2 separate regions of the Homo sapiens genome follow, and region 2 is linked to region 1. Evidence: chromatin loops called from intact Hi-C (ENCODE). Cell type or tissue: heart right ventricle. All regions are shown on one strand. Each heading gives the region's core, and the rest is flanking DNA. Links, peaks and the distances in the headings are about the cores only.

What was found. Hi-C counts contacts between places; a loop is a spot of excess contacts. Peaks named below come from ENCODE experiments on the same cell type or tissue, not always from the same donor. Only the 100,000 strongest peaks of a DNase experiment are listed, where the experiment ranks them.
Region 2: it touches region 1 in a loop (4-fold over the local background); 4 of 110 quality-filtered maps call a loop at or near these places.

What each region holds. Positions count from the first base shown.
Region 1 is chr21:19,001,891-19,017,831 of GRCh38, reverse strand. No RefSeq gene overlaps it. Among named protein-coding and RNA genes, the nearest start is that of MIR548XHG, 250 kb to the right of the region's middle. In heart right ventricle, for the core only: no CTCF peak of the experiment used is centred there; a DNase peak (open chromatin) is centred at 6,211.
Region 2 is chr21:19,248,926-19,264,866 of GRCh38, reverse strand. No RefSeq gene overlaps it. Among named protein-coding and RNA genes, the nearest start is that of MIR548XHG, 500 kb to the right of the region's middle. In heart right ventricle, for the core only: no CTCF peak of the experiment used is centred there; a DNase peak (open chromatin) is centred at 7,744; H3K27ac peaks cover 1,206 bases.

The sequences.
Region 1 (15,941 bases), core at 4,230-9,229:
ACAGAAATTGAGAAAATGCTATTTAAAAAAAACAACCATTCAATAGCAACAAATTTAACTACTTAGTAATAAATCTACCAAAGTATATACAAGACCATACAGAAAATAGATAGATCATTACTGAGATACATTATAAGATACGTAGATAAATGATGCCATGTACCTGGATTGAAAGGCTAAGTATCGTAGAGTTGACATTTCTCCTCAAATGGATTTTTTTTATTCAGTGCAATTTCAATCAAACCCCAGTGAATTTAGAGAAAATGGAAAATAACATTCATTTTAACATTTTATGGCAATTATTTAAGCCAAGTTTAGGAGGCACAAAAAAAATCAAGTATTGACTTTTTAAAGCATGTACTTTAAAGTGAGTCCCGACTCGGAAATTTGCTTTAGCTAATGAAATGTGAGCAGAAGTATACTCTCTGTTTGCCTTGAAGGGTAACAATTAAAGAGTAACAATGTCTTCCACAAACAATTGTAGAATTTAGTTTGGATGACTGGAAGAGGGATGAAAGTGTATTCATATCATCACCATCTATAGATGGATGTACACAATGATATATGAGTTTTCTATTCTCTTAGCAGAGCAAATTTTTTAAGACACCCATTGAGACATACCAGGTTAGCAGGTAGATGAGGGCAAATGCCAGTTTAACAGACACAAAATAATCTTTAGGAAAAATACATAAATATTTATGATGAAGAATGAGAAGACTTGAAATACAGTAATATAAAAGTCATGAAAGAGACTTTTATATTATTATTGTATTATTCTAAATAATTTGTTAATAATTTGATAAAGAATTCCTTTAAAGTCAGTTACTACATAAAAACTCAAAACTGTGATTTCATTCATTCTAAATGCTAGAGTTTCATTTTTTCTACAAAAAATTATATTAAACTTAGTTTCCTTTTAATATCTTTATAAGCAAGACTAATCCTTTTTATTATAGTACAAAAATGGCTAATGAATACACCTTTCAACCTTTGTATTAATTATACACTCTGTGTGTGCTTACAGTGTCCAATTTGCAGAAAGCAATTTTCTCCTTTATTTCGGTTTCTGAAGGGTGTACATATTAGTATAATAGGCAACATACTGAGATGCTAATAGCCTATATTCACAGCATTCCCCATCCCCCACTTCATGGCTAAACTATTTTTTAGACATATTTTGAATCTTTCAAATTCTGTTAAAACAACTTCTATCCTTTGAAGACAATAGTCACATTGAGAAAAAACTTCTAAATATATCCTCATTAAAAGTATATGCAAATGTATTTCATGTACACTGATGAATACATATTTTTCTAGATTTTGTATTAGTTATCCAATGGCAAAGACTTAGATAATATGTCATTTCCAAAGGGATAATCACTGTTAGTATATTAATGCCATCTTACCTATAATTATATAGATGTATTTTTGTCCATCCATTATAATATAAGCTATAGAGTGACAATTTAGATATATTTTGTACAAGACAACAAAATTCATAATTTTAGGAAATACAAGGAGATATTAATTTTTCAATTCACAAATTTGAAAGAATAATTTATTTCATTCATTATTTATGTTATCCGATTTCTATGTTATTTTTACAATTGCATTTTGTACATATGCTGAATTCCAAACTTTTATCATTATTAAATAAAAGTAGCATAGTTTTTATTAAGTCTCTTATTTAATCTCATCCTATACTTAATTTATCTTTATATCAAATGTGACAGTACAAAATATACTTTTTGGTTAAGCATTTTATAATTAATTTTTAAATTTTATTTCTTTTTATTTATAACATTGATTACACACAATTAAGAAAAGTCAAAGTTAGTAGAGTTAATGAATGAAAAATACAACTTCCTCAACTAAACCTCCAGAATGTAACAATGAATATTACAAATTTCTTGACAGCAGGCCATCATTAAAAAGATTCTGGAATCTTCCTTCTTTGGATTTTAGAAAAAACTATAGTGGTTCCTAAATATTTATGATTTTTCTTAAAAAAATGAGTTTTATTTACACATCAATCATATAATTTTTGTTTGAGTTTGTTATTATTTAGTTGCTATTTCCTGGGAGGATTTTCAAAGAGAGAATAAAATTCTAACAAAACATCTTCATGTATATCAATAGTTTTATATCACTTATGCCAACATGAAGACAACCTTTTAAAGTTTAGAACAACTAATTGACAGTTGGAGTGTGAGAAATAATTAGAGACGTCAAGAAAAATTTTTACTCTTTGTACAGCATTTTAAAGCATAATTTTGTTTGAAAAAACATTCTACATAAATATATTTCCTGGGTTGTTGTCTGTCTCCTCTTCCATACATAAGATCAACAGGAGCCTCTGACATTTTTCATGATAGGCTATCAAATTGGAAGAGACATGAACTAAAGCTTGCTTTATGTTAACTGGGTATAATTAAAGGAACAATTAAACTATTCAAAATTTCTATCTTTAAATGTCCATCAATGTGCATATACACATAGAAAAATATGCACAAACACATGAAATGGCACCAGAAGGCATGGTTAGAATTGAAAGAATTACTAAATTAGGAAGGAGTTTGTAAAAATCAGGGTATCATCAGTAAGATTGGCAAAAGAAACATATTTATGGCTAATGAGAGCTGCCTCACATGAAATATCATATTTCTTTAGGTCTAAGATGTCATTAATTGCAAAATGTCCTATTGTTTAACATTTGATTTCTTGATTTTTATGATCATCAGGAAAGAAAAAATATTTGCTGTTTCAATCAATAAAATCAATGCTTTTGATTGTAAGACCCAATCCAATTTCAAACATGGCAATATATGAAAATATACCTGGCTTAAAACTAATGAAGTTTGGTAATATGTAAACATATGAAGAACAAGAACAAATAACTTATTATCGTCCAAAACTAGAAGAGAGGAAAGCCGCATTAGTATAAAAAAGGGCACTGGAAATAAACTCAAATAAAAATACTTTTTTAAATTTGTAATACCTACAAATGATTACCTAGCATTAGATCCCAGCTGATGCTTTAAATAAACCTTTGAACGCAGCTTAATACAGTAGTCAGTGAGCCAAATATTGAAAATATAAAATAAAACTATTTGTCAACAGATGGAGCCCATCAGCCTGGTCCATTACAAGAAAAGAACAAGGAACTGATCAAGAAGTCCTTGTCCTAAACCATTCTAGCCCATTAAGTTTCCATTTGCCTCATAATTAGAATTCTTCCAGTGTGTATTGTATTCATAAGGACATTGTAAAAAGGTTTTTGCTATCTTCTTTGCAAAGCCTAACTTCAACAGATGTGTCCTCAAACCATCGGTCTAGGCATCAAGCAGCACAATATTTAGGGGTTTCACACCCTGCAGAGAAATGTTTGTTGAGTTCTGAAAATATAAAAGCATCAAGTATTATATATGTCAACCTGGCCTCTGATTATTTACATGATATATAATTCTGCTAGCACACTCACCTCTGCAGGGAATTTTCAAGGCTGCCAGCCTTTCTACAGTTATTCACAACTGCCACTGGCAAGGGGAACAGGGAGTCTACCTGCTCAGCCCGCCCTGGAGTGCTAAGTTAGCTGTATGGATGCAGCTGTCTTCAGTACAACAGAGAGAAAAATGGAAAACCTCATTTGACCTTATGCTTATCCAACATCTGATTCGGTTTAGCAGAAACACTTCATAGGAAATAAATGCACACAGGTAATTTACAACCCTAATACTTGTATCCCAGTGGAGTCATTCTCAACTGGTTAGAACCCAAGGAAAGGGAGAGTAATTAGCACCATTATAACACTCATAGAAACCAATTAGCACTTAAGTTAAGTAACCTTAATGTGATTTTCTAATTAACCTTAATGTGATTTTGTAATTGTCGTGATGGTTCTAAGTCAAATTAAATCACTAAATCAAGCAATTCAGTATTTGCTAGTGGACAAATATATTTTTCAGAAACAATTTTACTAACAGATGATGAATGAAGGGTTTTCACTCTTTTCTCCAAAAGATGAAGTCAATGTTAAGAATTAAATAACATGAATGTTAAAAACTAAATAACATTCAAGTTAGTCTTCTTTACCCCCAACAGGTTTTTTTTTTCAGTTCAATATTGCAAAAGTATTTTAATTGTTCATTTAGTCATTCATTTCCACTAAAAAAAGAGAAAATTACCCTAATGTATTATTACTTGAATCTTGAAAAATAAGAACAATCTGAACATTTTCAATACTTTAGCACAGAGAGTGAAATATTTCTTTCCACTCTTTGCCAGTGGCTTCATTTAAAAGTCTTATTAAATGTTGTTCTTGTCTGCTATTTTTCTCCAAGCTCTATATTCTTTCCAGATCTTGAATATTTGTTGAAAAGCAAAAATGCGTTTTTTTTTCAGTAGATGAATATGAGGGAGAATAGATAAAATGTATTTGCAAAATGGATACAAAGATGACAGAAAAGATAGAATTGCCAGATAAAACATAGGATGACCAGTTAAGCTTGAAATTCAGATAAACAACAAAACATACGTTGGTATAATTATGTCCCAAATTTTGCATAAGATGCACTTATAATAACAATATTTTTTGACCAAAATTCAAATTTAACTGAGTATCCTGTATTTCTATTTCCTTTTTTTTTTTTTCTTTTTTTGAGGTAGAGTTTTGCTCCTGTCGCCTAGGCTGAAGTGCAGTGGTGCAATCTTGACTCACTGCAACCTCTGCCTCCCAGGTTCAAGCGATTCTCATGTCTCAGCCTCCGAATTAGCTTGGATTACAGGCATGCACCACCACACCCGGCTAATTTTGTATTTTTAGTAGAGACGGGGTTTCACCATGTTGGCCAGGCTGGTCTTGAGCTCCTGACCTCAGGTGATCTTCCCGCCTCAGCCTCCCAAAGCGATTACAGGCATGAGCCACTACACCCAGCCTTATTTGCAAATTTTTTTAAACTGTATATAGCAGTAAACTGAAAGATTATTTACAGTGGAATTCCTAAGGTCAGGTTTCCTTCAACTTGCTTATATGTTCTTTTCATTTTTAATCCTCTTATTCTTGGATTTATAATGTTAGAAATAATTCATTTTACCAGAGTAATTTTTGTTCACATCTGAAAAATCATAAGATTGAGAAATAAATCAAGTAGGATATTAATTTTATTTTGAATTAGTTAAATCCACATCTCCTGTATATCATGGGCTTTCTGTCTATAAATCAATAAGTTATCCCAGTGTGAACTGGGATGATAAAAGACTCTCCAAACATCCTCTGGATATTCCCAAACTTTTGTGTTTGTGCTTCAGGCCTTCAAAACAATTTACCTATTTTGGCTCTATCTCACATGCTTTTTTACAAGAAAAATCATATGAGCAATCGATATCATAAATTTTATAAATTTAACTGAAAATGCATAGTGTCACAATGGATCCAATATATTACACAATGCATAATGTTTGGCCAGCCAGCCCGCTCACTTCTGGCCCGGTACTGAATTTCTTTTCAACAGATGTCATCCCATTGTTGCTCTAGTGTTTTTTGTTTGTTTGTTTTATTTTGTTTTGTTTTAACTGGACTGGTCTATTCCTCTTTCCCTACGTTTCCCTCAGTAACTATTGGATTTTTTAAATAAAACTTTGTCTATAATTATTCTCCAGGAGGAAAGGCAATCAATAGTTTCCTAAATTCGATACACAAAGTTTTCACTCAAGTGATGTGTGAGAAAATAATGCACAACATTTATTGTGACACCTGGGACTCCACTAACTTATGGCTCAAACACCTTTTGCTACTTTTCCCTTCCGTGGAATTGAGAGGAAGAGGAATATGAGGAATGGGAGGAAAAAAAGAGATGCCATCTTTGTGATTATCAAATAGTTAGAAAGCAACATGGAATCTTCAGGAACTTTTCACATTAGTGTATTTTCAATGGAATGGTAACAGGAAGTCCATGGCAAAATTTAAAAATGTGAGGCTGTATATAGTTTATAATGCCAAATCCTGAAGATATTTTTATTTGTCTTTTCCTCACTTCTGATGTTCTTTTCTTGCAGAATTTCAGTGGCAAGTCTAAACATGACTCAAAATCTGCTCACCAACTGCTGGCACTGCACTCTCTATGATTATCTCTAGCATGTAAGTTTGTTATCCTGAAGGCTCACGTGCCTCAGTGTTAACATTTGGAAGAGGGCTGCCAGGCCCAACAAGAACAGAGATGCACAGGCAAGCAGCCAGCTGGGCATAGGACATTCTGTGGTGGTATATGCGGGCATATGAACTAAACCTGATAGATAAGCCTAAAGACTTGGTTTGTAGTTGGATCACTTTGAGGTTAAACCTTTGCATATCCATGATGAACCTGGCAATATCATTTTTCATGAATTTTATATAGATTCAAATTCTAATGCACTACATGCAAGTTGTTATTTATAATGACATGTTCACATAACATCTCAAATGAAAGTATTGGCACATGCTTCCATGGAGAATTAGCAGAATTGTAATGAGAGATTCCAGGGTTTTAAAGGTTATCAGACAAATGTTTGCTTAGTTCGGGATATGCACTGGTCAAGAGAAATCTACTTCGCATGCTCTAGGGCAGTGTTTCTCATCCTGGCACTGTTGACAGTTGAGGTTGGTTAACACTTGTTAGCTACACATCATAGGATGTTTAGAAATATCTCTTGTTTCTACCCACTGACTGCCAGCAGCAACACTCCCATAGTCTCATGAAAGTGTGACAATCAAAAATATCTCCAGTCTCTGCTAAATGTCCCTGACAGTGGGGAACAAAATTACCCCAGGCTAATAATCTCTGGTCTAGAAAATGAGCAGAATAAGATTTTTTATTTTATTGAAAACTTTTTAATAGACTTCATTTTTTAGAGAAGTTTTAGATTCACAACAAAATTGAGCTGAAGTTACAGAGATTTTCCCTGCACTCACATTTGCACATCTTTGCTTGCTATCACTGGAGAGGTATCTCATGTATTGTTAAGGTTGATGAGCCTACACTGACATTATCATGTGAGCAAAGTCCACAGTTTAAATTAAGGTTCACACTTGGAGTTGTATAATTCTATGAATTTTAACAAATGTATAATGACAGTATCCATCAATATGGTATAATACAGAGTAGTTTCACTTCCCTGACAATATATTTGTGTTCCTCCTATTCATCTCTTCTTTCCCCTAAACCCTTGGAAACTACGGATCCTTTCACTGTCTCCATAACTTGTCTTTTCTAGAATGTCATATAGTTGGAATCATACAGTGTGTTGCTTTTTCACATTGACTTCTTTTACTTAGTAATGTGCATTTGAGTTTCCTCCATGTCTTCTCATAATTTGACAGCTCATTTCTCTTTAGCACTGAATAAAGCTCCGTTGAATGGCTGAACTCCAATTTATCTGCTCACTGATGAAGGACATCTTAGTTGCTTCCAAATTTTTATGAAGCTGCTATAAACATTTGTGAGGTTTTTGTATGGACATGCTTTCAACTCATTTGGGTAAATAACAAGTGGTGTAATCGCTGGAACATATGGTAAGAGTATGTTTAATTTTATAATAAATTACTAATCTGCCTTTCAAATGTCTGTACCATTTTGCATTTGTCCCAGCAGTGAAGAGTTTCTGTTGCTCCACATTTTTACCAACATTTGGTATTGTTAATATTTTGTATTTTCAACATTTTAACAGCTGTATAGGGGTATCTTATTGTTGTTTCAATTTGCAACTCTCTAATGACATATGACATGGAGTATCTTTTCATGTGCTTATTTGCATTTTGTATATCTTCTTTGGCTAGGCGTCTGTTCAAATCTTTTGTCCACTTTTTTAGTTGTGTTGTTCATTTTCATATTGAATTTATGAGTTCCTTGTATATTTTGGATAACAATACTTTACCAAATACATTTTTGCAAATATTTTCCCTTAGTTTGTGGTTTATCTTCTCATTTTCTTGACAACGTCTTTAGCAGAGCAAGTTTTTAATTTTAATGAAGTCCAGCTTCTCAATTTTTTCTTTCATGATTTGTATCTTTGGTGTTGTATTAAAAAGTCATCAGTATACTCAAGTATATCTCGGCTTCCTCATATATTATCTTCCAGGAGTTTTGTAGTCTTGCATTTGACTTTTAGATCTTTGATCCATTTCACTTAATTTTTGTGGAGGGTGTGAGACCTGTGTCTAGATTTTATTTATTTTTATTTTTTGGCATATGGATGTCTAGTTATTTCAGCGCTATTTTTTGAAAAGACTGTCTTTACTGCACTGTGTTGTCATTGGTCTTTTGTCAAACATAAATCGACTATATTTACATGGGTTTAATTGCAGACTTTCTATTCTTTTTTTTTTTTATTTTATTTTTTATTTATTTTTTATTTTTTTTTTTATTATACTCTAAGTTTTAGTGTACATGTGCACATTGTGCAGGTTAGTTACATATGTATACATGTGCCATGCTGGTGCGCTGCACCCACTAACGTGTCATCTAGCATTAGGTATATCTCCCAATGCTATCCCTCCCCCCTCCCCCGACCCCACCACAGTCCCCAGAGTGTGATATTCCCCTTCCTGTGTCCAAGTGATCTCATTGTTCAATTCCCACCTGTGAGTGAGAATATGCGGTGTTTGGTTTTTTGTTCTTGCGATAGTTTACTGAGAATGATGGTTTCCAATTTCATCCATGTCCCTACAAAGGACATGAACTCATCATTTTTTATGGCTGCATAGTATTCCATGGTGTATATGTGCCACATTTTCTTAATCCAGTCTATCATTGTTGGACATTTGGGTTGGTTCCAAGTCTTTGCTATTGTGAATAGTGCCGCAATAAACATACGTGTGCATGTGTCTTTATAGCAGCATGATTTATAGTCCTTTGGGTATATACCCAGTAATGGGATGGCTGGGTCAAATGGTATTTCTAGTTCTAGATTCCTGAGGAATCGCCACACTGACTTCCACAATGGTTGAACTTTTCATTGAACTATTTGTCTATTCTTTCACCAGTACCATATTGTCTTGATTACTGTAGCTTTACAATAAGTCTTAAAGTTGGGTAGTGTTTATTCTCCTTCATATTGTGCTGGCTATTTGGAGTTTCTTGCCTCTCCATATAAACTTTAAAATAGTTTGTTGATATTCACAAAACCACTTACTAGGATTTTGACTGAGATTACATAGAATCTGTAGATAAGTTTGGAAGAACTGACATCTTGACAATATTGAAGCCTCCTATTCATGAAGAGAATATCTTTTCACTTTTTTAGTTCCTTGATTTTTTCCATCAGTTTTGTAATTACATAAATTTTATTAGATTTATACCTAAGTATACATTTACAATTAATCTATTTTGACATAACACCATACCTCTTCATAAATAATACGAGTAGTTTTTAGTAAAAAAAATTCCTAATTCCACCATTCCTTGTGTCAGAACTTAGCAATTCTTACTAGTCCTTGGATCACTCATTTCTCACTGTCATTCATTTTACTTACACATAAGCATACATAATTGTCACATTGTTGCTGTTACTATTTTGAACAAACTGTTATCTGTTAGATCAATTAAGAATAAGAAAATAAAGGTAATTATTTTACCTTCACGTCTTCCTTCTCTGATGATCTTCTTTTCTTTAGGTAGATCCACTTTACTGATTTATATTACATCCTTCTGTGTGAAGAACTTTTAAGATTTCTTGTAAGGCATGTCTACTGGTCACAAATTCCCTCAATTTTTGTTTGTCTAAGAAAGTTTTTATTTTCAAACAATAATTTTGCAGGGTGCAGATCTTGAGATTGGTGGCTTTCTACTCTCAATACTTTAAATATTTCAATCAATTCTCCTTCTGTTTGCATAGATTCTGAAGAAAAGTCAGATGTAATTTATAATTTTGCTACTCTATAGTTAGGGTGTACTCCCTAATCCCCTCCCCAGCCTTCTTTAAATTTTTTTTATTCTTTTATTTTCTGCAATTTGAATAAAATACACTTAGGCATATTTTTCTTTTTCTTTTTTGCATTAAACTACTTGGCGTTCTCTGAGTTTCTTGGATCTGTGGTTTGACATCTAGCATTAATGTAGGGAAATTCTTAGTCATTATTACTTCAAATATTGCTTCTGTTTCTCTCTTTCTTTTCCTTCTGGTATTCACTTTACATATGTGTTATACCACTTGTACTTGGCCCACAGTTCTTAGATATACTTTATTATTTATCCAGTCTTTTTTCTCCTTGCTTTTCCATTTTTGAAGTTTCCATTGACATTTCAAGCTTGGAGATTTCAGTCTACTCATAAGCCTATCAAAGGCATTCTTTATTTTTGTTACAATGTTTTGATCTCTAGCATTTAATTTGTATTCTTTTTTAGAATTCCCATATCTCAGCTGACATTGCACATCTCTTCTTGCATGTTGTCTATTTTGTCCAGTAAAGTCCTTAGCATATTAAAAATAACTGCTTTAAATTCCTAGACTGATAAGTCCAGCATTCCTGCCATGTCTGAATCTAGTTCTGATGTTTATCTATCTCTTTAAACTGTGGTTTTCACCTTTTAATATACTTTAATGTTTTTATTGATAGCAAGTTATGATGCACTGGGTAAAAGGTACTGTGGTAAATAGGCCTTCAGTAATGTTGTGGTAATGTAAAGGGGGGAATGGGAAGCATTCTATAGTCCTATAATTTGGTTTCAATTTTTTAATAAGCCTGTGCCTTTGGTCTATGAACTTTACATGTGGTTCTCAGCATCGTCCTCCACTCCCTGTTAGTGAGGCAGGATGACTGCAGAGAGCTGGAGTTGGGTATTTCCCTTCCGATCAGTTAGGCTCTTTAAAAAATCTAATAATTTAGGCTGAGATAAAAGAGTGTCTTGAGGGTGGATCTTGTTAGGAAGAAAATAGTGCTCTGGCGTATTTTAGTGTTTTTATTACCCCTCCTCCTGCAGGAAGGGAGTTTTTCTGATATTTACTGTGACAACATGAGCACCTTGAGGTAAAACTCACACAAGTTTGCAGGCCCCTGTATGAATGGGTCCCCCTGGAGTGTTTAAGTCTCAAACTTGTTCATACTGAGCCTCCAGCAATTTGTCAATTACAGTTTAGGATTTTCCGCCCTGGTACTGTTTCCCATGGAGGTTTCTGCTCCAGTAAGTTGTGATTCTGCTCCAGTAGGTCGTGATTCTCTGAATTCACTTGTTTGTCTCTGCAATTTTGATGGTAGTGGTTTGCTATATTACCTCACTTCTCTGATAGATGCAAGAAGAGTTGTCAGTTTTTCAGAGTGTTCAGCTTTTACTTGTCAGGACAGATTGGCAACTTCCAAGCTCTTTACATGCCAGACTAGAAACCAGAAGGTAAGGTTACAATTTTGTGTGTGTGTGTGTGTGTGTGTGTGTGTGTATGTGTGTGTGTGTTCATTTATATGTTTTATAATATAAATTTCTCCTTCCTTCTTTCCCATAATGTAATCTATATGAAACATTGATTAAAGTCATTATAATGTCTGTCACTTTATCTACTCATAGGCAGGAAATACATTTTTCTTCACTATTTCATGAAAAACCACTTTTTCCTGGTGATGGAGAGAATTAAACTTTGTTTACTGACATCCTAAATAATTTAAATTACTATACTTGACAAGCATTAGTTAATTTATACTCATACTGTGAAGAAAATATACGTTATTAAAGCATTTTTTAGTAACATAAAATGCTATAAGATTAGGTGCATTGTTCAGCATGGAATCTATGTATGCCATTTTATTTTAAAAAGGTTATATAATTCAGTGCTTTCCAGAGTTGAATTTAATAGTATCACAGAATTTTAGTAACAACCAGAAAATAGGACAGGACATATTTCAGTAAGTATGAATGAATATAAGAAATTATTTTAAATGATATTTAACAATTAAAATGCAGACTGAAGTAACCTAAATATTTTAATTATATAAAAGAGTATAATTAGAATTTGACATAATGCTTATTTGCTTATTCTTTTTTTTCCCCAATTATATCCATGATTTTAGGTTCCGAAGTCCATTTATAGGTATTCACAAGCAACAAATGCATAGGCAGTTATCTATGCTGAGAAAATTATAGTTGCTTTTAACTAAATTTTGTGTTGCCTTTGTTTTTCACAAACTTATGAAAAAAAGAACATTTTTCTTGTAAAGACATGTCAGCCAATAAATTATTTTTATCTAGATTAAAACTTTATAAAGTTGGTGTTTCTGAAAAGCCTCTGTTTAAAATGATTTTTCTATGTTTTTCTATAAAGAATCTCAGAGAAACTTGTACCACATAACTGTTTAAATTACAACAGAAAATTAAAAGAATATAAGAAGAAAACATTGATTAGAGCTCACTTAAGAAGTTCCTGACAGATCAATACTAAAATATAATGAGAGTTTAAAATGACTAATCTTTTTATTTTTACAAGAGCATTTAGAGTGTCATCTGAATCTGCTCCAGGCTAAATGAGGAGAACACATGGACACATAGAAGGGGAAAACACACTGGGGCCTATCAGAAGGTGGAGGATGGGAAGAGGGAGAGACTGCAGAAAACAAACTAACACCACTAGGCTTAGTACCTGGGTGATGACATCAGCTGTACAACCAACCCACATGACACAAGTTCACCTATATAATAAACTTGGAACATGTACCCCTGAACCGAAAACAAAGGTTAAAATAATAAAAATATATAAAAATAAAAGAAATGCTAAAAACATAAAAATTAAAAGAAAAACCTGCTCCAGAATAAAATGGTTGATGCTTATATATGGTTGACATAGTTATTTATTTAGCTAAATATATACTGCTCTAATAGATTTAAATAATAGTTGATTAAAACATAAGTAAATGTATTTTTATGAAGTAAACTTCTGAAAATGTCTGTGATTCCATACGTTAGACTAATAACCACATATCCATTTCCAAGATGTCTTTAGTGTAGCTTATAAATATATATGTAGCAGTTTTCACAGTCCTTACTTTATGAACCCTTTCTTATACAATGTCACAACCATATTTAAGTCACCTAAAAATGGTGACATTTGTTCTCTGTGGAGCTTTAAAATACAAGATGTCAATTTTTTATGTAAGGCACTAATATTTAGGCACAAAAGCAAAATAACGGTTGTTCACTTCTGCCTAATCCAGCTACATGAGGTAGTGTGTCTAAATTTTCTTGCAAAATTCTCATTAATGTGATTATGATAATTTTAAAATGTGATTTGAGAAAACAGGAAAGAGCGACATCTATTCACTAGAATATTTAACGACATGATCATCTTCTTAGCATGCCCAATAAGCATATAATGAAATTTGAAATTAATTTCAGGTTAACAAGATCCAGTGTAAAAATACTAGTTGTATTAGTTTTCCATTGCTTTCTAACAAATTTCACAAACGTGGAGGCTTACATGGCTTAAAACAACATCCATTTATTAGGATGAGTTCTGCGAACCAGATGTCTAAAGAAAAGTACAGCTGAGTTCTTTGATGACAGTCTTACAAGGCTAAAATCAAGTTGTCCACCAGATATTATTTATTTTTGAAGACTCAAAGGAATTATTTTTTCTCCAGCTCATTCAGATCATTGGCCAAATTCAGTTCCTTGCAGTTGTAGAATTGAGGTTTCCAGTTACTTGCAGGCTAGCAGCTGAGGGTCATTATTGAATTCTACAGACTGGTCCCATTCCTTCTCATGTGGCCCCTCCATCTTCAAAGCCAGCAATGCAGAATCTTCATCATGTAATCTCTCTTATGCTTTGAGGTTCTTCTCTAGGAAGAGCCTTTTGAAGGCTCACCTGAGAGTTCAGGTGTACCCAAAATAACCTCCCTTTCTTAAAGTCCCTATACCATATAACATAACCTAATGGCTGGTGTGACCAGCCCATTGTATTGTCAAATTCCAGTAATTACATAGGGACCATGCACCAGGAAGTGGACTCTTTGAGGCAATCATAGAATTATGTCTACAATACTGGTTGAGAGCAAATAAAATGGAGAATGATTATAATAAAATATTACACTAAAAATCATATTGTGAACACACACACAATCACTGAAAATAATTACATCAAGAAGTGCACAGTATGCCTATAGTCCCAGCTTCTTAGGAGATTGAGGCAGGAGGATCACTTGAGCCAAGAAGTTTGGGACCAGCACAGGAAACAGGGAGAATTGATCTCTAAAAAGATTAAATTAAAAATTTTAAAAATGGCCTGGAAACCAAAAAGAAAAAGTTCACAGTTCTTATCTGCAAATGACATTACATTTTTTGTTTTCTTATTTCATTATAATGATTTTATACTTTAACAGTATAAATTAAATAAGCATTACTTTATTAAAACCTTTCTTCCAACATTATTGCGGACATTTTTGGTCTTATCATATCATTGCACTTACACAGGTTGGCTTTTATTTAAGAAAAATAAAATATTCTTAATTCCATTAGTAGAGAAAAGCCCATTTGGGGAGTTTAATACATTAATGCAAACTATCCATATTTATATTTTTTTAAAAAGTATAGTTTCATTTTGATTTAATGAAAGAGAATACATTAACGTTATATAACTACAATGATAAAATTACATGTAATATTGACTTCTAAAGCATACATTTAAAGATTACATATAATACAAAAGAAAATATTCCTTCCCAAATGAACTTTTTAGTAAATCTTAATTTTCATATTTTGTTTTAGTGTATTTCTCTCTATTTACCTCTTGGTTACATCTATCAATCATTCTGATTTTTATGAAACCCAAGGTTGACTTCATTCTGCCACCCACATTGGGTGGCAACATTCTGTTGGCTTCCTCCACCTAACTATCAGATTGAATATGTTCAGGAAAGTAAACCTCATCGTCCACTTAACTATAGGGAAACTATTAGAAAGGTAGAAATGGGTTGAAATCATATTGCTATCTAAAGCCAAATACAAGTGACTTTTCTTTATACACTATAATTAATTATGTGTACTAGTGCCACTAAACAGATTTTAAACTGCATTTCTATAATAATATGTCATAATATATTTATTACAATTCAAAGATTGTTACTTTTTCTTTTCATTTTCACCCTATAATTTTTTTTCAGAATTCTCTACCATTACAAATAAACAAGCAAACAAACAAACCTCACTCAGTAATAAACTAGAAAAGCAAATAAGTCTTATATGTCATTAGTGAATAATATTATTTGAACTGTTTTGAGGAAGAATTTTTTCCTAAAAGCGTAAGCATCACAGGGCATGGATATCAAAAGATGCTTGCTTACAATAAAGATGGATAAAGAAGAAATTGTTAGTAAAGCCAAGGTACAGCTTTATTGATCATTTTATGAGGGATGAGAGACTATTCTATAAATAAAGGAATAATCAATTTTTCCCTTAGCAAGATAATTACTAGTCCTTGCTTGTTAAAATATAAAAACACTACAAAAAGGTAATTAATTGTTTTCATTACCTAAGATTGCTTCCTAAACACCTAGTTATTCCTAACCGAGGAGGAACCAAACAGGAGAAAAAAAATGGATAACATCCTTATGCATTAACAAGAGCGTTCTATAACAAAGTTTTTTTTCTTTAATGTGTATTTCTTATTTTCATTTTCAATTAACTGCTATTTTAAACACAGGGTCTTTACTTCAAAATAATATTTTTCATGAGACAAGAGAGGAAAAAATAAGAAGTGAGGCAATATACAATTCAAAAAAGGGCAACTGGAAAGAAACAATGGTGTTTGAGTATTTATTATTAAAACTAAACCTGAGGTTTTAACATTGAAGTATTTTATGTAAATAGGTAGACTGTTTAACTATATCAGATTTTACTAAACATATGCTTAAAGTTTTAATTCCCAAGACATGATACTTATTAGATATAACTAAATTTGTTATGTACAACAAATGTTATATATCTTTTTAA
Region 2 (15,941 bases), core at 5,326-10,325, 250 kb before region 1:
TTGCCGAAACTTACAAGCAATCAAGATGTCCTTCAGTACGTGAATGGATAAACTGTGGCAGAATGGGTCAATAATGAAATATTATTCAGCACTAAAATTAAATGAGCTATCAAGCAATGAAAAAACATGGAGGAAACTTACATGCATGTTACTTAGTGAAGGAAGCCAATCTGAAAAGGCTTCATATTTATGATTCCAAAGATATGACATTATGGAATAGTCAAAACTATGGTAAATAGAACAGTGAGTACCAGGAGGTGAGGGGGAAGAAGGAATAATTAGGCAGAGTACAAAGAAATTTTAGAGCACTGAAAATACTCTGCATAACAATGTAATGACAGATACATGTCATTATACATTTGTCCAAACCCACAGAATATGTACAACATCAAAAGTGAAACTTAATGTAAAAATAATGATGATGATGATGATAATAATAATATTGACTGAGATAGTATGATGCCATGTAAATATATAGATACGTATTTGTAGCAAATATTTTTACCTTCCCTTCCAAATAAGACAGATAAATCTGTGTTTCTTTGGTAATAGGTTAATACTAGAAAGAAACTCACAATTATATTGCCTGTATAATTCTGAGTCATTGAGAGCGACTACTGTTTTCTTATATATTCCCTGATGTAAACACACACACACACATACACACACACACAGAATTTGAAAACCAAGTGAAACAAAGTGGAGCTACATGTTCCCCACCTTAAATGATAAAAGTGATCTAGGATCTCAAAAGAAGGAAAGTAAGTATTCCACAGTTTCTTGTTAAAACTCCAAATACTTTACTGTTGCTTAAAAAAATGCAGTTGTGTTTGCTTCCTGTCTTAGTCCGTTTTGTGTTGCTATGAAAGAATATCTGAGACTGGGTAATTTATAAATAAAAGAGGTTTATTTAGCTTGCAGTTCTGCAGGCTGAGAAGATCAAGGGCATGACCCTGGGTTCTGGCGGGGACTTTCATGCTGCATCACTGGATGGGAAAGAAGGTCAGAAAAGAAGCAGATGAGTGAAGAGGGAAAACCTTGAAGGATGTCCTGGCTGTGTAACAGCACGCTATCACAGGAACTCATCCATTCCCAAGATAATCCAATCTCGCAACAGCGAGAACTCATTCACTACCGCAAGAACAGCATCAAGTCATTCATGAGGGATCAGCCTCCTTTACTTACAAATCTCCCACTAGGCCCCACTAACTAACATTATCACATTGGGACTAATTTTCAACATGAGTTTTGGTGGGGACCAACAAACCATATTCCATAGCACTTTCCTCATAGTCTTATAGTTTATTTGTTGCCTCACAGCGGGAGTTTGACTGGAGGAACAAAAAGTAAATAAAATTAAAGAATATGTGGTGGGGACCAAGGAGAGAGAAATAGTTCACCAAGTATTTATTTTGGAGATTTTCCTCAAGCTTTTCCTATTTGATTTTTCTTAATGTGTAATAAAAAAGAAACTATCATGAAAAGACACCGTTTCTTTTCTTATTGCCACATTTTCTTATTTCTAATATGTACATTTTTCACACTTTTACATTTCTGAAAGAAAAATCAATTAGATCAATGAGTGTGTATAATGCAGTCTTATTTTTTTTTTCTGAAATATCTGCTACTATAACAATGAGGCTTCTTCCTGTCTTAAAAACAGGAAAATAACAATTTGAATAGTAAGCTATTCTATTGATAACAATGAAAAAATAATAGAATATGTAAATCGTATTTATAATCATGTTACCAAATGTCAGCATTAATTGACAATGCTGACATACGTATGAATTAAAGTCCCCAAGTGGAATTGAAGCACTTTCCGCACCACAGCAGATTAAAGATGCTGTCTTCTCTGAAACTGTAATACACTCCCAGAACATGGGGTTATTCAACACTTTAATTTTGCAAAATACTCTGAGCTCTATTAAACAAGAGCAAGCCATTTCCAATATTTGCTATGTAATTTAATCTTTTTTAAAAAACAGTTTATATGCCACATTAATAAATAAATTAAAAGCAGCCTTATATTTATTTAAAAATAAATACAAAACTTTCAGTTTATGTTTTACTATATGGTGGAATACCAGTGTCAAAAACAATTTTTAACAGGAGAGGAACTGGTTTTGCGATTTAAGTGTCTGGCTGGATTTTGAATACAAATACAATTTCTATTAATTTTATTGTTATTTTTATTGTCATTAAACATCACACATTTAAAATTAAAAAGAAATAAATCCTCTTTAGCTAATAAAATAACTTGAGGTCCAAATTGTTACTGTACTATACTTCATTTATGTTACTAAACTATGTTTTATTTATGTTACTATACTTTGTTTCATTTATGTTACTATACTGTTTCATTTATGTTACTACTCTATGTTCATTTTTTCTCTTAAGCAGACTAATTTAATATTACTGATTTAATTCCTACTTATGCTCTGAATTTGTTTTTTATACTTAGTTATTTTTACATTGTTTCTAATAAAGTCTAATCTAATGGGTATGGAATATTAAATTTAGTCTTACTATGTTAAGATCGCTTAGCTTTCTTGCCCCACAGGATACTGAATATGATTGGCATGAAGGTTGTGTGTGTTTTAGTGCCATCAAAAGAGAACCCTTGCTGTCTGCACTCAGCAGAGGCAGGTGACCTCCATGACATCACACTTTGTATTGGTTGCCTAGGGATGCTGTGACAAAGTACGATAAATTTACTGGCTTAAGCAACACAAGTGTATTGTTTCACAGTTCTGGAGGCTAGAAGCCTGAGGTCAAGATGTTGGCAGGGCCATTCTCTGTTTAAAGGCACTAGGAAAAAATCTGTTCCAGTTCTTCCTCTTTGCTTTTTGAGATATGCTGGCAGTTTGGCATTCCTTGGCTTTTAAACACATTACCCTGGCCAGGCACGGTGGCTCACGCCTGTAATTCCAGCACTTCGGGAGGCCGAGGTGGCCTGATCACCTGACGTCAGAAGTTCGAAAGCAGCCTGGTCAACATGGTGAAACTCCATCACTACTAAAAATACAGAAATTAGCGGGGCATGGTGGTGTGCGCCTGTAATGCCAGCTACCCAGGAGGCTGAGGCAGGAGAATCTCTGGAACCCAGGAGGCAGAGGCTGCAGTAAGCTGAGATCGTGCCACTGCACTCCAGCCTGGGCGACAGAGCAAGACTCTGTCAAAAAAAAAAAAAAAAAAAAAAAAACCCACGTTACCCTGATTTCTGCTTTGTGTTCATGCGGCATTCTCTCTATAAACATTGTATTTATAAGGACACTAGTCACATGGGCTGAAGTCTCACACTAATGGACTTGACAATTACATGTACAATGGCCCTATTTCAAAACAAGGTCACATTATGAGTTATTTGGGATTTGAATGTCAGTATTTGGAGGACGCAATTCAGCCTAGAACATACTTCCAGAAAGTAGGCTGTGGCGCTTTCTTATTTACTCTATAGATTCAAAGCCTTATTTTCTCCTGGCATTCTTAGAAATTGTATTTGCTTTCAAAATTTTGAAGGCTTCTAGCCAATGGATGACAAAGAAAGACTTGCTTTTTTTTCTGATACAAAAGAATTAAGGAAAAAAACTTTAAAATAAGAATGATTTCTAATCATATCAATTTCTTAATGTCCTTTTTAAGTCTGTTTTTTGTGCCTGTAGGTGGCATTGGGGAGCATTGAGAAGACCATGGTGTTAGGTGCGATATAGATAATTGATGATGGAGGAGTTTGAAAATTACCTATAAATGTAAAATTACTCTTAATAGTTTTGTTGGAAAAAAAGTCTTATTGTCAAAATTTTTGTTATTGATAAAATTTTCTGGATATCTCTGATTACCTGCTATTGTATGTCAGTCAACATCCCTTTCTATCTTCATCTTAAGAAAGGTAAAATACAATTGATTCTGTACCGAAAAAAATAAGAACATGTAAATCTGCAATTCAAACATTTCTTCCCATATATTTTTCCCTTTTTTATTATTTAAACTTTTAAAAATAAAGTTTATGGTTTTTTAAAGATTAAATAACATAGCATATTTTTAGTACTTATTTAAAATTATATAATATTTAAAATGAACTGGTATAGTATCTCTTAAAAATTACCGAGACAATAGTCTAGTTCTTTCATAAAGAATACTTTTTTTTTCTGAAAACGTTTTGCCCTGAAAACACTTCTGTGGGGCACCTAAGTGACTACAGTTCGTGTTATATAGATTGGAAAAGGTCACCCTCAAGCATCTCTTTCATTACACAGCCCATTAATCAGGAAATCGCTGCCTAGTTCTAGTTCAAAGCTTTTGATGGTAGAATGTTTGTGTGTGTGTGTGTGTGTGTGTGTGTGTGTGTGTGTGTGTGTGTGTGGTTGGTTGGAAACTTCTGTTTTTCCTTTTTTTTTTCTTACATTCTCTTCATGTCTTGATAGCCTGGACAAAATTACTTGTGTCTTTTTGGATGTAGTTGTTGACAGAGTTGTGCTGCTGAATTATTATGTTCAATAAACTCTGAAGTTTTATCAGTGCGTGTGTGTATGAATCCATATTTATCCTTGTCATATCCATGTGTCTTCTGAAGATGGTAACCAGTGAAAGTAAAAACCATTGAGCAACTAGCATATCACCTGACCAGCAGTGTATGTCTTTATGAATTTAATACTCAGTATAGTGGGAGAAATCATTGGTATTTCATTCCCCTGGGACAATTCATTCCCTTTTTCCTGATGTAAAATTTTATTTTTACCTTAAACCACCGTTTTATTTTTAAATCATTAGCTCATTTTCTTTCCCTCTCTCATTAATCATGAAAGGGCCTTAGATGATAAGCCAATCTCTTTTATAACATCAAGGGGTACATACAGCTGGTGCGACAGAGGAAGTCATTGCTTTGTTTTATACATATAAGACTGCTATGGGGAATATAAAAAAGACACAAATCCTACCTCTTAGACATTTCAGATAGACAGCAACTCTGCATATTAATTCTACACCCTTGATTATTGCGTTTAATTCCCCTCATCAGTCCAATGCTAGATCATTAGCTTAATTTATTTGTCTACAATGATACATATAAATTCTATTCATAAGATAACTCTATCCCTTCAAGAACTTTAGTTGTATTTATTGTATTATTCCTTAGGTTGAAAAATGACTGCAACTTATAAAATTATGTTGGAAAGTCTAAATAAAACTCACACAACTGTACCTAATAAAATATATATAATTCTATTTTACTTGGCACTGGTTTATATAATAATATAATTTCCAAAATAGAAGGCTAGTAAGTGGATGTTATCTTGTAGTTTGAATTTTCTTTGGCCGTTCTCTGGATAACCTATGTCATCATTAGAAATGTTCTTCATGCTTTGGAATACAATGTTTAAGAAAATTTCCTGTGGCTGCATTTTCTCATTTCTGTCATATTATTTGTCTTATCCATGAAAACTTCTGAAAACATATTAAGTTCTTCTATGGTTCAAAATTCTTGTGGGCTATATGTTAAGTATACTATAGCTACAAATTAAACTGAAAAACATTGATTCTTAACCTTAGTTCAAATATAATAGAGGGTCTAAACAGCATGAAAAAAATTCAAATAAATATTATGAACACACACACTATATATATATGTACACATATAAAAAATAATTGAATTCAAGTATTATTCAAGTAAATACTATGAACAAATAAATGTAAATATTCAAATGTGAATAAAGTTTATATTTATATATAAATTCAAATAAATATGAACATGCTATATCTATAAATATATATGTCTATATATTTATATATATGTCTATATATTTATATATAAATATATGTATAAACATATATGTTTATATATATTGTGTGTGTGCACATGATATTTATTTGAATTTATACATACATATGTTACTTGAATATTCTGAATACTTCTTTCTCCTCAAAATTCATATGTTAAAATCTTAACCCCGAAGTGATGATCTTTGGAGTGAAGGCTTTCGGGGAAAAGATTAGGTCATGGATATGGAGTCCTCATAAAGAGTCCAAGGGAACTCATTTGTCCCTTCTGCCATGTGAGGTTACAGTGAGAAGACCTCTATCTATGAAGCAAGAAGGCCCTCACCAGACATCAAATCTGCCGGCAACTTACCTAGGATTTTCTAGCCTCGAGAACTGTGAGAAATACATTTCTGTAATATCTGAGCTTCCCAATCTAAACTATTTTGTTGTGGCAGCCTGAATGGACTAATACATGTATTAATATGTGCACACATACATAAAATATATTGTATTCATATATACAATATATTTTATATTATATAATTATTAGAAGTATATAATATATAATATTTACACGTTATATTTAATTATAATTGTATTTCATATAATTATGCATTACAATTAAAATTATATGAAATATAATATATTTTATAATTTTATATATTATATAGTTTATATTAATATATTTAGTTTATATTATATAATACATATATTATGCAAAATATATCATATTTACATATATATATAGTAAATCCTCACAACCTCTACAATAGATACGAGAACTTTGATTTCAAGCAAAACAGCATATAACAAAACCAATTTTTTTCATAGGCTAATTGATATAATCAAGGGCTAAGTTCCCTTGGCATACTTGTAGTCACAAAAACATCTATACACTTCTAAATAGATAACAAAACACTACTAATATTAAACATTAAAATGAATGTAACCTGTACATACATTTAAGACAGATAAATACAAATTAAGATCATGATTTATTCATGTATTCTAGCTCAAGGTCGCAGGTGGCCAGAGCGTATCTGGACAGCTCAGGATGCAAGGCAGTAACAAGTGCAGGTCAGAACTCCATCCCATGGCAGGTGCCCTCACACCCACACCCAGACTCACTCATCCTACATTGTTATGGCACAATGTACACACTCCAATGAACCTGATATGCACATCTTTGGAAAGTGGGAGGAAGCCAGAATACGCAGAGCAAACCTGCACAGACATGGGAAGAACATGCAAACTCCACACACACTGTAGCTCCAGCTGGGAATCAATTTCTTTTCTCTTCAACATTATAATAAGATGACATTGAACAAAGTGACATATTTGAAGATCACCTGTATGTATTATGTATGCATGTGTGTATGTGTGTGTATGTGTTCAACTAGAAGTAGAATTAAAACTTGATGGAAAATGTTATCAAGAAATAAGAATCATATCAATAACCCCTGGGCACGTTTGTCCAAGATATAGCTGCACCTCAGCAGCGTAGAGTGTCCTATGCATCTGGGAGTCTTACTTCTGAGCTGACAGCTACAGTCCAGACTTCTGAAGGGGAGTAGTAAGGCTGATATTGAAAAGACCAAAATAAGCTAGATAATAAAGCCAACTGCCACTGCCAGAGTGAAGAGTGCTTCTGAAGAGCCACTGACAAGAGAAGAATGCAGACAGGAAGGAGAAAGCTCCTGTCCCTCCTCCTGCCTCCTGTCCCTCCAAACTCTCTCCATTGTTCTCTATTTGCATAACCTAAGGAGAAGCCAGCTGGCAAAGAAGAAAGACAGTTTGCAAAGTCCCATCCCTGGCATCAAAAAGTAGGGTATAGATCATCAGGTTTAGAGTTGAAAGAAAATAGTTTAACAGCTGGCCGACTAATAATAAGCCAAGAGCTTTACTGATGTAGCAGCCACCGCTGCCTTCACCACTGCCTTCTGTTTTTGTCCATGCACTTGTTCTTGTCAAGCTTGTCAATATCCCCCTGGCAGTAAGGCAAGAACAGTGTGCTTTGGGCCTTAGCCATCATCTCAGTGCCCATTCACCCATCTCCTCTCTAGCAGTGTCCTTGGCTAACACTAATTCTCAATCTAGTGCAGACTCTGGAGCTTAAGGCAATTTTTGTAAGATATCAGTTTTTGCCAAATTAGTCATTAAAATTGATGACCTTTTAGTTACAATTTTGTCTACATGTATTTTTGAATGAAAAATTGATGTAGCTGGACCAACAAAACAAAATAAAAATAAAGAAAATTTTGGGAAAATGAGCAGGATCTAGGTCTAACTGATATGAAATCATTTTATGAAGAAAGAATATTGTCTAAAATTGGGCAAGAAATAGCCAAATTAATAGGTGAGGGAGATTACAGAGTTCAGAATGGTAGTGATTATTTTGGCGTCATAATCCACACAACACAAAGTGTGTATTGGTGTTTTTCATGAGGTTGTCTCTCTTATAAAAATTAAAATTATATAAGACTGGAGACTGTTTTTGTGTCAAATTTGGTATTCAACAGTGAACAACTACTTTGAGAAAATTCATATAACTACTCCAGGGATGAGTTTACTCACATTAAAAAAAAATGGGAATTGTAGCAGTAACTCAGAAGTTTGGAGGATGTATATTCATATTTTCCATATTTTGAGATATTCAACACATTATATAACGTGGATCAGACTTCACAATTAAGGGGGCATGATTGTTTGAAAAAATATAAAACTGACTAAAATTAAAAAGAGAATTTATGAAGTTCGGTAAATTAAAAGTCAGTAGACTGGCCAGGCTTCAGTTACATTATTTAATAAGAACCCAAGGCTTTTCTTTCTCTCCAGATCTCTGAGCTCTGCATCCTTCATCTTTCCTTTATTTCTTACTTTAGCAAATTTTCTTCAACAGTCTTGGGCTCATATACATACTGATCATCGTGCACAAAAAAGAGCTTTTTCCACAAGCAACAAATAAAAGTCTCATAATAGTCTCTGCTGGGGCCATACTAAGTCAAATACACTATCCAGAACCAGCAGGCATAAAGGGAATATCATAGTGGATTTTCTGAAAATCTCAGAGGAAGTATGGGTTTTTATTAGACTTTATCAAAATTCTCACTCTGAAGAGACAATCGTAATATCGTTGCAACTTTGTGCATAAATAGTGATTACAAAAGTGATAAACTAATGTGAAAACTTGCCCAAAGAAGACCAGTCCTGAGTAGGAGCTAAATACCAGCCTATCCCATGTGGAAAATTATCATAACAGTAAAACCAAAGAATTATTTTTAAAAATTCAACTTTAGTTTTTCCCTGCTTATTTAAACAATATTTAGGCCCAGAATAAAAAAGAATTACATTTATTCAGTTCTCATTATGTGTCAGTTGATGTGCTACGTTATTAATATAAATGGTGTGATCAAATCCTAATAAGACCCATCCAAAAGTAGCTTGCAATCCAAAAACTTGTTTTAAAAGTTAGGAAAAAATATAAGAAAAAAAGTGAACAGATGAAATCCATCTATAAGTAGAACCATTGGCTAAATGGATATATGTTTATTCAACTTCAGTGAATATGGCGAATCAGGATCCAAATAAATTTACTCTCTACTATCAGTATATGATATTAAGGAGGTGGCTGTGTATAGCTTAGTCTTTAAAAATCTTGAGTATTCATAGGAAAGGAGAGACATGAAATTCCTGGAGGAGAGGCAGAGACAAGGTTGAATGTTTCACTGGAAGACAATCTTATGTTCATATTTTATTATTCAAATCTAGAGAACAATATTGATTATATCCTTTTATTAATATGGACTACTATTTATTCTGTATTTATAGGATTAGTGTAAATTACTCATTAACTCTAACTTTGGAATGTTATTTAATAGAAATGCTTAAAATGTCATAGTTATTTTAATGACATACATGTACATTTAGGTAATTGCTATAGTATAATACATATTAGCAAGTTTACAATAAAATTATTATCCTTATAATGAAATACGTATCTTATCTCATAATTTGTTCTCTTTATTTTGTGCCACACACTTCTACATCCAAGCTGTACAACATAATAACTGTCTTGGAATAGCTATGAAAGATATTTTGCTTATGTGAATATCTGTAGATGTATCTATCTGATGATCCCACCTATTTTAAAATATATTAACCTCTTCTTATTTCAAACTTCAAAATTATATTTTTGTTAAATTATATATAACTATGTATCATATATGTACATATATGTATATACATAATTTTGGCATATGTGTATATGAAATGGTGAAGTTCAAAGATGGATAAAATTATCAAGGAACTGTAGTATATATATATATATATATAAAACTGCAGATTAGTTTGAGAAATGGCTAAATTTTAAATATTCTAATAATGAAAATAGCAATAACTAAAATGCTTGCTGAGGAGGCATTTAGTGTGTATGTTGTTACACTAAGACTATTTTTATGATTTCATTATGTCACATTTTCTGATGTTGTATTACATGTTATGAATAAGAAAGGAATATACAAGTTTCCCTTTAGCCTAGATGGAGACGTGCAGTAGCCAGGTACTTTTATTTATGAAGTATAGAGCATATGAAGTCATTTATTATACACCAAAATGATAAGAACACAATACTTGCATTAAGTTATACATTCAAAGGGCTTGTAAGTCACATGTTGTCTACAATTTAATGGTCAATTTTAATGTGTTAAGAGAGAGCAAACTAAAAAAGCATGAATATGATCTTAACTACTGAGGGCCAAACTCCCCATAAAGTTGTAACAATTAAGATTCTCGAGCTAAGGGAAAACCAAAAAGGAAATCAGTTGCTTAAGACACAGTTGCTCCTAGAGCAAATCATGGAACTATCTGCTGTTTGCAAATTATTTGCTTGCAGTTTTATAGAGGTAGTTACTAAAATTAGAATGGTTTTCCAGTACAACATCCTTTTATCTTCACAAAGGCAGATGTAAGTACAGCCTGTATTATGTTGTTTAAATGCTGCCAAATGCTTTAGCTCACCTTTGTCATTTACCTCTTTGTGCTCTTCTTATTAGATTTAGCTTACTATCCAAAAATCAGGGGAAATGTGGAGACATATGGCAAGCAGTAGATGTAGATCATATTCTGTTTCTCTTTTTTCAGGAACAGTGAAATACACTATATTTGTCTACTTAAATTCAAGTCCCAACTTTCCTTAATATTACAGCGTATGAACTATTTGGTGTTGATTTATTTCTGTTTCTTCTTTCAAATAACAAGGATGGCTTCTGTATCTTACTTTTCTTTTCTTTGTTTCTTTTTGTTTTTCTTTATATAATGATGGTCTTACAATAAACACTTTTACTATTGAGATTCTCAGAGATTATTAGCATTAGGAAATATAGCCATGCACAAGAACTGTTTTTGTACCTTACGTACAATTGGCACACATTTGGGTAAGACACAGAATATGCTTATATATTTATCTTAGTTTGTGATGAGGAGCTGATACTATGAAATTCAAAATTTCAGATTCTTGCAAATACTTGTAGTATATGTACATACTTGCATCCATTATCTTTCACTAATTATTAGTTTTGGAAAATTCTCATAATAAACGTGTTCTCTCTTCATTAAGTGATTTCAAAAGCATATATGAGTATATATATATATATATATACCTTCTCTTAGAAGTCTCCTCTAGAAAATTTAACATGAACACCAGTTATCTGTGACACGATAATAGAGTTGATGCCATTAATTACCCCCTTGGAGGTCCAAATATGTAAAATTAGGGACACAGAAAGCATTTATCCCCCAAAGCAATCAGACGTATAATTAAGAAGTTGGCCACATTGATGCATATAAATAGCCCACAACTGAAGAAAAATGATAATGTTAATTATTAGAACTGGAGATATCATCCTTAACATACATATTTATTCATTCTCTCAAAACTGGTCAATATGCCCTGGTTACTTTTTATGTGCTAGGTTGTGACATATTGATATTTTAGAGGAACTAAATGTCTCGTGAAAGGGAAAGCTATATAGGAAGATAAATTATCATACAATATAATGTAAGTAACAGTAAGTGCATGAACAAAAAGCTAAGGACAGAGAAGACAACAACTAGGATAGCAAAAGGTAGGAGGACTTCAAAAAAGGACTTCATCTGAGTTTTAACTAGCTGTGTTAATTTAGTGTACAATTAACTGGATTTTTACCTAACAAGTTTTCAATCTACTAAATTTGTAAAGCACATACTGTCTTTCTGTCTACAATAGTAATAAGGCAAAAAATGAATAATCACTTATGTACTAGTCCCTCAATCTCTGCAAATGGCAAAGACTCCACCTTCTCTTAGCCTTTGTAAAGCAAATCAGTGGGGAGAATGTGATTAATGGGAATGGATCTGTGGATCCATTTACTACCATTGATAATGAATCTGTGGTAATTTACTGCTATTTGCTAAGGTAGGTAGGTACAGAGGCAGGCTGCTCCAAAACTACTCATTTTTTTTCACACAATTCTACAGGACTCGATGTATTGTATTTGTGCTAAATGGAGCAGAGTAGGGTGGAATTGGTTGTGGTCTTCAGTTGGCTGGAACCTAGATTCCAACTCCGTAAAGTCAGTTTCACTGTTGTTGTTTTGCCATTGATAAGATGATTATGCTTGAAGATGGAAATTAAGGATCTATTCCTAACAAATTTGCTCAGAAGAGCTAATAATAACCAAATTATTATATCTACTTAGTAATCATCACTGAACCTATATGAGAAAAAAATGTGTGTGCTAGTTTATGATAGTTCATGATGTTGCAATTGATATTCCAAAAATATAGAAGAAATGTGCATCTTACACTCTACTGATTAATGTATATAATGCATGATGTAATAAGTGTTCCTGATTCTACCAAGATCATACCATTACTGGTGAGTTTGGGGTAAATCTTACCATTTACCCCATACCATGGGCATTCTTCCGTTTTTCCAGTTCTCAGCGGGAATGCTTTCTACTTTTCCCCATTCAGTATTTTGTTGGCTGTGAGTTTGTCATAGATGGCTTTTATTACATTAAGGTATCTCCCTTGTATTCTGATTTTACTGAGAGTTTTAATCACAAAGGGATGCTGGATTTTGTGGAATTTTTTTCTGCATCTATGAAATCATCATATGATGTTTGTTTTTAATGCTGTTTATGTGGTGTATCACATTTACTGACTTGCACATGTTAAACCATCCTTGCATCCCTGCTATGAAACCCACTTTATCATGGTGGATTGTCTTTTATGTTGTTGGATTTGATTACCTAGTATTTTGCTAAGGATTTTAGGATCTATGTTCATCAGGAATTTTAGCCTGTAGTTTTTTTTGTTTGTTTGTTTGTTTGTTTTTTTTGGTTATGTCCTTTCCTGGTTTTGGTATTAGGATGATACTGGCTTCACAGGATAATTCAGGGAGGGTTCCCTCTTTATCTTGTGGAATAGTATCAGTAGAATTGGTACTAACTCTTCCTTGAATGTCTGATAGAATTCTGCTGTGAATCCATCTGGTCCTGGACTTTTTCGTGTTGGTAATTTTTTAATTACCATTTCAATGTCGCTTCTTGTTATTGGTCTGTACAAGGTATCTAGTTCCTCATGATATAAGCTAGGAGGGTTGTATCTTTCCAGGAATTTATTTATCTCTTCTAGGTTTTCAGTTTATGCGCATAAAGGTGTTCATAGTAGTCTGGAATGATGTTTTGTATTTCTGTGGTGTCAGTTGTAATATCTCTGTTTCATTTCTTATTGAGCTTATTTGGATTTTCTCTCTTTTTTTCTTGGTTAATCTTGCTAATGGTCTACCAATTTTATTTATCTTTTCAAAGAATCAGCTTTTTGTTTCATTTATCTTTTGTATTTTTCATTTCAATTTTATTTAGTTCTGCTCTGATCTTGGTTATTTCCTTTCTTCTGCTGGATTTGGTTTGTTCTTGTTTCTCTAGTTCCTTGAGGTGTGACTTTAGAGTGTCTGTTTTTGCTCTTTCACAGTCTTTTATGTAGGTGTTTAGGGCTATAAACTTTCCTCTTAGCGCCATTTTTGCTGTGTTCCAGAGGTTTTGATAGGTTGTGTCACTATTGTCATTAAGTTCAAATAATTTTTTAATTTCCATCCTGATTTCATTTTTGACCCAATGTTCATTCATGAGAAGGTTATTTAATTTCCATGTATTTACATAGTTTCAAAGGTTCCTTTTGGAGTTGATTTCCAGCTTTATTACACTGTGGTCTGAGAGAGTGCTTGGTATAATTTCAGTTTTATTAAATTTATTGAGGCTTGTTTTATGGCCTGTCATATGACCTATCTTAGAGAAAGTGCCATATGCTGTTGAAAAGAATGTATATTCTGCGGTTATTGGATAAAATGCTCTGTATATAGGTGTTAAGTCCATTTGTTCCGGAGTGTAGTTTAAATCCATTGTTCTTTCTTGAGTTTCTGTCTTAATGACCTGCCTAGTGCTGTCAGTGGAGTATTGAAGTCCCCTGCTATTACTGTGTTGCTGTCTATCTCATTTCTTAGGTCTATTAGTAATCGTTTTACAAATCTGGGAGCTCCAGTGTTAGGTGCATGTATGGCTAGGATTGTGATATTTTCTTGTTGGACTAGTCCTTTTATCATTACATAATGTTCCACTTTGTCTTTTTTAACTGCGGTTGCTAGAAACTTTTGAGTGGGAAAAGGGACAGTCAGCAAAGTAAACAGACAACCCACAGAATGGGAAAAAATCTTTACAATCTATACACCTGACAGAGGACTAATATCCAGATTCTACAATGAACTCAAACAAATCAACAAGAAAAAGGCAAACAATCCCATCAAAAAGTGGGCTAAGGACATGAATAGACAATTCTCAAAAGAAGATATACAAATGGCCAACAAACATATGAAAGAATGTGCAACATCACTAATGATCAGGGAAACACAAATCAAAAGCACAGTGTGATATCACCTTACTTCTGTTAGAATGGCCATAATCAAAAAAATCAAAAAATAGTAGATGTTGGCATGGATGAGGTGAATAGGGAACACTTCTGCACTGCTAATGGGAATGTAAACAAACAACCACTGTGGAAAACAGCGTGGAGAGATTGCTTAAAGGACTAAAAGTAAAACTACCATTTGATCCAGCAATCCCACTACTGGGTATCTACCCAGAGGGAAAGAAGTCACTATATGAAAAAGATACTTGCCCATCCATGTATATAGCAGCACAATTCACAATTGCAAAAACAGAGCCAACCCAAATGCCCAACAATCAATGAGTGCATAAAGAAACTGTGGTATATATATATTCGATAGAATACTACTTAGGCAGAAAAAGAAACGAATTAATGACATTCTCAGTGACCTGGATGAAATTGGAGACTATTATTCAAGTGAAGTAACTCAGGAATGGAAAACCAAATATCATATATTCTCACTCATACATGGGAGCTAAGCTATGAGGATGCAATGGCATAACAATGACACAATAGGCTGGGTGCCATAGCTCCCGCCGGTAATCCCAGCACTTTGGGAGGACGAGGTGGGTGGATCACCTGAGGTCGGGAGTTCAAGACCAGCCTGACCAACATGGAAAGACACAGTCTCTACTAAAAATACAAAATTAGCCAGTCGTGGTGGTGCATGCCTGTAATCCCAGCCACTCAGGAGGCTGAGGCAGGAGAATCATTTGAACCCAGAGGACAAAGGTTGCGGTCAGCCAAGATGGTGCCATTGCACTCCAGTTTGGGTGACAAGAGGGAAACTCTGTCTCAAAAGAAAAAAAAAAGACACAACGACTTTGGGTACTCAGGAGGAAAAGGGGGGAAGGCGGCCAGGGATAAAAGACTACATACAACTAGGGTACAGTGTATACTGCTCAGGTGATGGATGCACCAAAATCTCACAAATCACCACTTATGAACTTACTCATAAGCCAAACACAACTTGTTCCCCTAATAACCTATGGAAATAATAAAATAAAATAAAATATTCCATGGATGATAAGTATGACAATTAAGAAAATAGAACTAATATCATTAAATGTTAAAATATCTGCCAAAAAAAAGAGAGAAATGAGTTGCAATGGAAAGGCAAAAATCTCAGAATAGAAAACACAATATCAATGAAAAAGAGCAAAGTTGGATGACTGACATTACCCTATTTCAAGACTTAC